2 separate regions of the Mus musculus genome follow, and region 2 is linked to region 1. Evidence: chromatin loops called from intact Hi-C (ENCODE). Cell type or tissue: heart. All regions are shown on one strand. Each heading gives the region's core, and the rest is flanking DNA. Links, peaks and the distances in the headings are about the cores only.

Region 1 (5,266 bases), core at 1,221-3,720:
CCATGTTCCCAGATAAAAGATTTGGACTCAAATATATTTACAAATACCTTGGTCATATAGCTAGGGTCTTGTCTGACTAGATCATAACTTAAATAACCCAATTGTTTTAAACCACATTCTGTCACGTGACTGGTTACCTGTGCTTGGGTAGCATGTGTCTGTCTAGTCACTTCTTCCTGGGCAAACCTCCCTTGCCTGGCTCTATCAAAGAATTCTTTCTGCCTCTGGGATGTCCCACTTTCTATTCTACCATTTCCTATAGGCCATAGGTTTTTTAATTGACAGGTGATACATCCATACAAAACACAAGAAGTTCTCTCTATAGTCTCCTCATTGGGCTCTGACATCAGGCTGGGCAGCGAACTCCTTTACCTACTGAGCCAGCTCACTACCACATCCTAACCTAATATTTTTGTATCACTTCTGCCATTATGTTTAGTTTTTAGGTTTCTGAGACAGTATCCCACTATGTTTCTCAGGCTGGCCTCAAAGTTACAATCCTCCTGCCTCTGTCTTCTATATGCTAAAATCACAGCCTTACGCCACCACACCCAGCTTTCCATTGTATTTTATAACCTAAAATGATTGTAACAGAAGAAATGTTTATATCTTGAGAAAACTTAGACACAGAGTGGATAATGGCGACGAATGGGTCTACACAGCATCAGGCAGCATCCACACCAACAGAAGGTGGAGATTCATTAAATGGAGGTGTACGGGTATTGCTTTACTACTGACATAAACACCAGCTCTCACACCAAAGACAGTCTGAGAACTTGTTTTGGACCCAAGCATGAGTGGCCAGGGCAGGGAACACAGATTTAGTTCAACCCAAATTATGTTCCAGGACAGTAACAGTTTCACCAAGTTGTCATAGGAACGGAACAACGACAACAACAAAAGTCACACAGGAAAACACTTTGAATGTATTCCTGAAAACATCACACAGGTGACTTATAGGGAAGGATAGAGTGTAGGCTGCAGATGCTACCGATGAGGCTCGCCTTTGGGATTGGTGGGAGCTAGCTTTGTACACTCCAAAAGATTTACCCAATAGGCACAAGGACAATAAGGCACACAGAAAGGCAGATAGTAAGTACCACTTAGTGGGGCAAGACAGGGCAAGGTAGGCTCTGGGCCAGAAACTTTCCAACTCTCCACAAGCCTGATTAGTTCATCGGCCTCGTCGAATGCGAGTCGAGGGTACCTTTTCTCTGGGAACTTTCAGTTAACACTGCTGAGAAGAAGAAAACAGAATCTCCTTCCTTGGCTCCTTCCCAACCACAGAGAAATTTGTAGCTTTTTCTATATCTCGGGGGACCACCCTTAAGATAGCTGTCACCCAGGGCTGGCGAGATGGCTCAGCTGTTAAGAGTACTGTCTGCTCTTCCAAAGGTCCTGAGTTCAAATCCCAGCAACCACATGGTGGCTTACAACCATCCGTAATGAGATCTGATGCCCTCTTCTAGTGCATCTGACGACAGCTACAGTGTACTTAGATATAGTAATAAATAAACCTTAAAAAATGATAGCTGTCACCCAGGGTTGGAGAGATGGCTCAGGGGTTAAGAGCACTTGTAGAGGTAAATTCGGTTTCCAGAATCTATATCAGGCAGTTCACAGTTGCCTGTTACTCCAGCTTCAGGCTGGGTTCTGGACAAACACACACACACACACACACACACACAAACACAAACACACCTGCAGGTATTTGTGTGTGCATACATATAAATAATGAAATAAACTAAGAAAAAAAAAAAGATAGCTGCTGCCCAGCATTTTGTTTGGCGCAGCTTGTACCATCAAAGGCTATAATGAATTGTCCTAGTAGAGAAGGGATAGGGCCTCTCAGAGAGAGTATCCAGGGGAAAGGTCGCTGGGGTCAGAGTGGGTCTTGCTGGTATTGCATCACAGAGACACAGGTCCTGACCTGAATCCTGCTGTACCGTATGCTGCCCTGGCATAGAAAGTTTTGTTTTAATTTTTGCTTATTTTATTGGAGTGAGGATTGAAGCTAGTGTCTCCTTGGATGCTAGATAAACACTTTAGTGCTGAGCTAAATACCAAGCCCTCTGTTTATTTTTGAGATAGACTCTTAATATTGCTCAAGATGGTCTTGAACTCACTCTGTAACCAAGTAAGACTTTGAACTTGCCATACTGCTTGCTGACCAGACTTCATGAGTGAGTGGGATTACAAATCTGCATCACTAGCCATTGTATAAAGGAATTTTAAAAATGCCCCTTGCTGGTAGCATCAGGCTGGGTGTTGGGGAGGGTCCTGCCTCCTTAAAAGCTCCCCGCCAAACAGAAGCTAAATAAACCAGTTTGTAAATCAGAGCTGTGGGGGGCGGGAATCTCAAGCTAGCACTCTTCAGTTTCCCTCCGCCCTCCCCAAAGCCCAGGAATGCGGCAGGCCCTGATTTTACAGCCCTGGCCACCGGGGCAGCCAAGTCGCCGCAGAACTGGCAGTAATGCGCTACCTCACCATGTTCTTGTGAAACAGTTAAAAGACAAAGTGACAAGCACATCCTAAGTGGCTTTTCTATCTTGATCATAGACTCGCCATCAGGCTGCACAGTAACAACAGAAGCCCCGAGAAGCCGAAAACTCTGCAAGAGGGACGGGAGGCGGGAACCTGATTTGAGGAGGAGGGTGGAGGAGAACAGCCAATCCCGCGCTCCCCGGGAGGAAGAGGAGGAGCCAGAGCCCGTGGGTCCCCGCACTGCTCACTCCCGCGCCACGCCGGCCCCGCAGTCTCCTCCCGGTCCCACGCTGCGGCCCGCTGTGGACTTCCCTGGTGCAGACATGGCCTCGGGCTCCGCCTGCACGGCGGTGAAGGTGAGATCACCCTACAAGCTGTGAATGGGCCAGCCCTGCAGGGTTCCTTCTCGAGCCTCCAGGCTGTGTCCCCAGCCGGAGCGCCCCCCACCCACCGCTCAGCAGGGAGGGGACAGGGCGCGCGGCACCCAGCGCCACCCCGATGTCCCCAGCCTTTGAACTCATCTGCATTCCGGGCCCGAGCGGTGGTAACCGGGGCTCTGATGGGGAGTGGGGTAATAGAAGGGGGAGCGGGATGATGGAGGGGACTGCGCCCCGCTGCCACCCTCTTTTAGTACCACTCCCCCCCAGGCGGGAGCTGGCGCGTGGCTCAGCTCCTGCGGCTGCTGCGTCGGTCCCTCTAGTCTTACGGGACTTAAGCTTCCGCTACTTTGACTAGGCCCACGTGGGAGAGCTGGCACTTGCTCTTTTGCATGCTTCGGCTTCATTTCCCCCTCCAAACTTAGATTTCCTTTTGCTTTGTTTTACCTCGGCAGCGCAGAGCTGAGGGAGCTCTGAGACTTTTTAAATACTGAAACAGAGCGCGGACCGCTCTCAGACTGGAGGCCTCTGTCTTATAAACCGCTTTCCAACCTTGAAAGTTAGAGTTATTTTCTTAGGCCTTAGGTCCCCAGAGATCTGGACACAAGGGACTCTTGTGCGCCGGGAACAGCTGGCCAGATGAGAGCATGAGTTCTGAGAGTTGGAGTGAGCCTCCCTTGGGGAGTTTTAAACACATCCTGATTGATGGGTAGAGAGTGGAATAACGGAGCCCAGGAAACACTGGTGTTTAAGTCCTTTCTAGGCTGTTTATTATTAGCCAAGAACGCAGTTAATTTGATTCAGTTTAGGAATTTCTGACCCATGCTACAGGAAGTGCACAGTTTTCTTCAGGCATCCTTTTGATTGCCTGCAGTGCCGTTTGATGCCCTTGCAAGAGGCCCATCTCTGCATTTAGCCTTCAGCGTGCCAGGGCATTGTATACTGGGGCCCTGCAGGGCTTCATGAACCACTCAGGGTGAGGTTGCTGCATTCGGTCATAGGGGCCAACTTTTTCTTTTCTCCATTTTGAAAAGGATTATTTACATTTATAGAAAGCCATGGTTCCAGTCAGCAGGAACGGGGCAGAAAGGGTCTTCATGTGCAAGGTACAGTAGGTACTTATTTATAAAGTGGAGATTTTAACATATTGTGGGCTGGAAATTTCACTGAGGTAGAGGCCTGTGATTTGAAGATAGATCTATTTGTCATCTCTGTCCCACAATGTGAGTAAAACCAAATAGCTAGAACTTCACACTTAATCAGTCCAGTCAGGATAATACTATCTGTGCAAGGACCAGCATATCTCAACAGAAAGAATTTGCTTTAATCTGGTTAGCCTTCTGCCCAACACACAGTTTCCCTGCAAAATGAATGTGGTCCACTTAAGAGCAGAAAGAGCTATGTAAATATTGAATGATATGTATTTTTTTTATCTTGGCAAGCTTTTGAAATAAAACTTAGAGATATAAATGGTGCTCGGAATACCTGCTGAGTTCTCTTCTTGAGATTGCAACAGGTGAGAACATTGCTAATAAAAAATCATGATGCCAACACCATATTCCACAAACTGCTAAGGCAGCACCCCACATAGAAAACAGGAAGGGTCCCTATCCAGAGCAAAATAACCTATAAAAACGATATCTTAGCGCGAGAGTGAAGTGGCTCCGTCTCTGGAGTGCTTGCTGCCCAAGTGTGAGAACATGAATTTGGACCCTCAGCACCCTTGCTGGGGAGCTGGTGGCAGACACCAGCATCCATAGTCCTGCCAATAGAGAGGCAGACACAGGGAAACTCGGGGTTAACACTAGCCAGCCGAGAATGCCTTTCTCACACACACACACACACACACACACACACACACACACACACACACTGTATTTTATCTGGACATCAGGTAGCATGGATGGATTGTTCATTTGAGATCATAAGAACATAACGATTCTTTCTTACAGATGTGAAGCTGACAGATCAGCTAACGTGTCTCGTACAGGTTCCTAGATAATGACAGACTTACAGCCTGGCACTCCCAGCAAGTAGATGTGAGATATTTCTTGGTCCTTAAACAATAGTTTCATTTGCTTTCCTCTGAGTGGGGAGGAAATAGAGAGCTGGGGCTGCGTGCATACGCAGGCCGCCTCTGCGGAAAACCACTGTATAGGAGGCACGTTTGTGTCCAGCAGGTGGCTTTTGGCATGCACCATTCCATCCGTTTCTGAGAAGCAACTGTTTTATTGTGTACCTCAGTGAGAATATTCCCACACTGGACCCGAGAGGCCTGGACTCTCTTAGGGACCTCTGCTAGGAGGCCAGTGCTGATCACTCCTACTTTGAGCTGTTGTTAGCTTTATGTCACACGCCCAGCTCAGTGCTTGCTCTGTTAATGCTAACTCTGGTACCTTCCTTTG
Region 2 (5,266 bases), core at 1,374-3,873, 410 kb before region 1:
ATCATCTATAATTTGACACATGTAACACCACAAAAAAAAATCTAATTTTCTATGTATCTTTTTTACTTGTTAAAACAGCTGAATATATTTAATACTTTTCAAAATGCACTTGTATAGCCATTTACTAAACAATATCAAGCCAAACCAAAAAAAAAAAAGGGTCTAAGTTACCTTTTTGTCTATTAACTGTAGCAATAAGGAGAAACAATACAAGGGGATGAACAAGACCACCCATGATACACTGAAAAGGTATTACACCTTGGATCTAAGAATGATCTGAAGGTGCTGAAAGAGGTGATTCTCTAGAAGGTGACCCAGGGTTTTCTTCAGGTGGAAAAACTGTGAGAGTGCAAGCCCGAATGCCACCCAGCGACTCAGGAAGATCAAAAACTTTATGCCACTCGTCTTTTTCTGGGTCATATTTCTGGACAATTTCTACCATGCACCGGTTATTCCAAGAATATCCACCAACAACATAGATTTTGTTTTCAAAGACTGCAACTCCAACATCACTCTGACCTCTCAGCATAGCAGCAATTGGTGTCCACTGGTCAAGAGTTGGCGAATAGTATTCGCAGCTTAGGACATCATCATAATCACTTGTTCCTCTGAAGTGGTTGCCACCGATGACATACAGCTTGTCTCCAACTGTACACATGCAATGCAGACCTCGGACTGTAGTCATAGGAGCCTTCTGTGTCCATTTGTCTGTATCTGGGTCAAAACACATGAGCTCATTTTGGAAAGTGTCATGAGTGATTCCTCCGGAAATATACATTAAACCCCCATATACTGTTCCAGCATGGCCATAGTGGGGTTCACTCATCTTTGCAACGTAGCTCCATTCATTCATTCTTGGGTTGTAACATTCTACTGTGGCCAGTTCACCAGCTGCACTGCGCCCACCAACTGCATATAAATGTCCTTTGAGGGCACTCAGGTGAAAGAATGTGCGCTTTTCGTTTAATGATGCCACCTGCATCCACTTATTATAACGAGGATCAAATCTGAAAACTGTATCAACAGCCGTTTTTCCTTTTGTATCATAATTACTCTGGCCACCAACTACATAAAGGAAATTTCCAATAACAGCAATGCCATGCTGGTATCGAGGAGCATCCATGGGCGCTAACGACTTCCACTCCTGCGCCCTTTCGTCGTACATTCGTAACTCTTTACTGACAACTAGCTGTTGTCTCAAAACTCCTCCTAAGGTAACCAAATGAGTAGAATCAGATCGAATGGCAGTTCTGTCCGACTGCATCACCGGCTGCATATACGGCATCATTTGGTAATTGCTTGCTTCCAAAAGTAAATTCACACAGGTATTGTCTGTTCTCATGAAATCTACTGTCTGCACATAGTTGATGAGATCCTGTGGTGTCATCAGTGGAAAGCGAATATTCTTCATTAATTTTGCGGCATAGTCCATCCGAGGGTCTTCCAGCCTCAGCCAGCGGCAGGCTGCCTTGAAGAGCTCAAGTTCCGAACAGTGCTTGAGACTATTGCTGGAAAGCACAAAGGCAAGCCGTTCAAAGGGGAGTTTCAGAAACTCCCCAGTATTCAACAAGGCAGGAAAGTTCTTCAGGATGAAATTATTTACGTATTTATCCACTTCTATAAGATTGTAGGTGTTAGCAATCCGGCCAACCTCCACACAGTTATCCAAAGAGACGCCTGATATAAGAAATACTTTACAAAAATCCAAAACCGGCAAGATCTGTAGAAAGCTGGCAGCTTCAAGAGTGTCCTGAAGATTGTCCATATTAAGAGACAGTTTTGCAGTATAAATAAAATCAATGATTTTCTTCAGACCAACTTTGTTCACCCCATGAAGCTTGATGCACATCAAATCTTTCTCTTTCATTCCTCCAGTGAACATGGCCTTGAAATAATCACTGGCAGACGCCATCATGGCTCTATGAACCGGGAAGATTTCCTCTCCATCGCCAGGTACCAGCGTCACGTCACAAAGTAGGCCCTCTATTCTGAGCTGATCAAAGCCTTGCAATACAACCGAACTGTGCGTGTTGCTGGTAAAAAACCGCGTAGTTCCAGACTTGCAAGGCTGCAGGTGGGCAGAGACGCCCATGTCGCCGTTACCCAGAGACACCTTCATGGGAGAAGCCGGAGCTCGCTGCGAGCTGCAGGCCGCAGACGTTACAAAGAGAACGCTCTCGGGAAACCCCGGGGCCGCCGAACCAAGGGCAAGCAAGCGGTCGCCGCAGCACCGCTCTGGGCACACCGACGTCCGCCCTGCAGCAACAGCAGCACGCACCTCAAATCTGCCAGGAGAGCGGGTGAGTCATCACCCGGGGCAGTTACGTGACCGCTTCACCTCCTCCGGTCCCGGGCTGTCGTCCTTCGCCGCTGCGCTCAGGGCGGGGGAGGGGCCGTCACGGCCTGCGCACCCCGGCTGCCGCCCTCCAAGGCTCAGCCACCCCAACGAGCTGCGGCCGCGTCCTCTGCGATCCCCGCTGTGTCGTCGCGGCTACGGACTTGGCTTGGAGCAGGGCCTGGAATCCCGACTTGGGCCTAGAACGGCGGCCTAGCACCGAGAGCCAGCCCGACCTTCCGGAAAGGCAGAATCCCAGGATCCCCCGGGCTAGGAGCGGCTGCACAGCTAGTGCGCTTGCGCGGCTGAGCTGGCAAGGGGGCGGTGGATGGGGGCAGGGCGCGGGCGGGACTGGGGGCGGGGTTCCGGCCGGCCAGCGAGGCCGGTGCAGGGTCCATTATGTAAGCTTGTAGGAATGCGCGTGCGTGTGCTTAAGCTTGCTTTTCAAGAGCGCGTTCTTTTCAAGATTTACGCTTAAGGTCTTTGCCAGAGCAGCAACGAAAGGCAACCTTTGTTCAAACACAAGAAGCCTGGCAGAAGAAATCATTGTATCGTTTTATTTATTTATTTTCTTCAAGAACAGTTTTACAGTTTGCGTCACACTCAATTAAAAATGTTGATTGTAAAAGGTTTTTTGTTTGTTTGTTTAACATTTAAGACACATGAGATTTAACTTGCCACTAAATTTTGGTCCTAATGATACATTTTTTTAATATTTGGCAGGAGAGATAATGCCTTCATAAATACGGTTTTCAGGGTTTTGTTTTCCAAACACTATTTTTAACTGGCTACAGTTTTCCAGTAGTTGAGCATGTTATAGTTTACTTTGTCCACTGTTTTCATCAGTGTACAAATGTCCTCCATTATCTTATGGACTCTGTAATAAGCGCAGATGATTTGAACACAAAACGTTATCCTGATTTGGATAATGATAATATTTGGTAGAATATTCAAGTCAATGTTTCCAAAATAGTTACCCTTTGCGTTTCCCTTGTGTTGAACTTTGCTTTTATAAGTATTTTTTATTAACATGCAGTTCTCTAGCTACTGGCAAATTTTAACTTTGATTTGAGAATAAGTATATAATTTGCCGTAGTTCTCTGTTCTCGAAGTTCCAAATCCTTCTAGCGTTTACTTGTATGCAGACTAAGAATATACTTACATTCTTATGCTCCACTTCCTGGCTCTTTTCTAAATGGCATGTATCCTACTGGATTTTTTTTTTCCAGTTCAAGATTTTCCAAAATTGGTATATAGAGAGCTTACTTACAACCTGTTGATGACCCCAAAAAAATGTATGTAATTTACTTAACTATAGGTGATTAATCTTCCTTTATTTCTCCTTCCTTCTTCTCCCGGTGGTTTCCGGCCAATTGCAGCAATCCCGGGAAACTAGTAGAACAACATTCTTTTCCCCAAACTAGTAGAACAACCTGTGGTCGTCGTTCCTTCCCCCCCCCCCCCCCAGGTGCCCTGTTATACCAGAGCTTTGTTGAAATGAGAATGGTCTTGAGAAGTTCTTCCCAGGAGCTAAGTTCTGGGAGGCTGCTTGGTTCAGGAGTTGGGGTAAGCCTTTCCTGAGTGGCTCTGACATGTCACCTGGCTGTGAAGAGGCACTTCCGAGAGATTAATTTCTACCTGTAGGGAAAGAAAGAACAAGATCACTTCCTGAGAAGGTGCCAGAGCAAACTTCAAGACATCGGTCCTTTCCCTACTAAGCTAGCAAGGTTAATGAGAAACCAGGCATGAACATTTATGGTTATTAGGGACACATGCTCCTCATATTTCAATGGTTTATTTTACATTTATTTTTATGTTCATTGGTGTTTTGTCTGCATGTATGGCTATGCGAGGATGTCAACTGGAGTAACAGGCAGGTGTGATCTATCCTCTAGATGCTTGGAACTGAACCCTGGGTCCTCTGGAAGAGCACCCAGTGCTCTTTACCTCTGAGCCATCTCTCCAGCCACCAACATTTAACTATTTTAAAAGATTATTTTGGGGGCTGGTGAGATGGCTCAGTGGGTAAGAGCACCCGACTACTCTTCCGAAGGTCCAGAGTTCAAATCCCAGCAACCACATGGTGGCTCACAACCATCCGTAACAAGATCTGACTCCCTCTTCTGGTGTGTCTGAAGACAGCTACAGTGTACTTACATATAATAAATAAATCTTAAAAAAAAAAGATTATTTTGTTCTGCTTTCACCAATATTTGGTAGTCATGTTAAACAGGTATGTGTTAAAAGCATCGACTTAGGGTCATCGGCCCACTAGACATAGCATTTACTCGTGTGCTTTATTATATCAATTCCAATATATTTTTTTTTAATTTCATTTATTATATCTTAGTATTTAGCACATATGAGATCATGTTCACCTTCACATTTAACTTAAAAAGAAGTATTTACTTTCTTTTTTAAAGGATTCGTTTCTTTTATTTATTTGAGTACACAGTTGCTGTCTTCAGACACACTAGAAGAGGGCAACAGATCCCATTACAGATGGTTGTGAGCTACTATGTGGTTGCTGGGAATTGAACTCAGGACCTCTGAAAGAGCAGTCAGTGCTCTTAATCTCTGAGCCATCTCTCCAGCCCAGTATTTACTTTCATATTTTAATTAATATTTTTATTATTTAAAGTTTCACTTTTAGACATTTCACGTGTTTGTAATTTCAGATGAAGAATGGATGTCCAGTTTATTCAAGCTACAAGTAACATCTAAGGCTCAGGAGTGATGGCACACGCCTTTAATCTCAGCACCCAGGAGGCAGAGGCAGGCAGGTCTCTGAGAGTTTAGGATCAGGTTGATCTACAGAGTGAGTTCCAGGACACCTAGGTTGACACAGAGAAACCCTGTCTTGAAAAAAACCCGAAAACAAACAGACAAAAAGAAATACCTGATCATGCTAGTCTTCAAAATAAAGTAGAA

Evidence for each region. Peaks named below come from ENCODE experiments on the same cell type or tissue, not always from the same donor. Only the 100,000 strongest peaks of a DNase experiment are listed, where the experiment ranks them.
Region 2: it touches region 1 in a loop (5-fold over the local background); 3 of 42 quality-filtered maps call a loop at or near these places.

Annotation. Positions count from the first base shown.
Region 1 is chr4:89,134,685-89,139,950 of GRCm38, forward strand. Mtap (methylthioadenosine phosphorylase) reads left to right here and starts at 2,686. Exons shown (of 8, transcript NM_024433.2): 1 at 2,686-2,840. The coding sequence starts at 2,808. In heart, for the core only: a CTCF peak has its summit at 2,528; DNase peaks (open chromatin) are centred at 2,687, 3,147 and 3,487; H3K4me3 peaks cover 1,698 bases; H3K27ac peaks cover 1,799 bases.
Region 2 is chr4:88,719,884-88,725,149 of GRCm38, forward strand. Klhl9 (kelch-like 9) reads right to left here and starts at 2,625. Exons shown (of 1, transcript NM_172871.2): 1 at 1-2,625. The coding sequence starts at 2,119. The coding sequence ends at 266. In heart, for the core only: no CTCF peak of the experiment used is centred there; a DNase peak (open chromatin) is centred at 2,608; H3K4me3 peaks cover 1,710 bases; H3K27ac peaks cover 1,919 bases.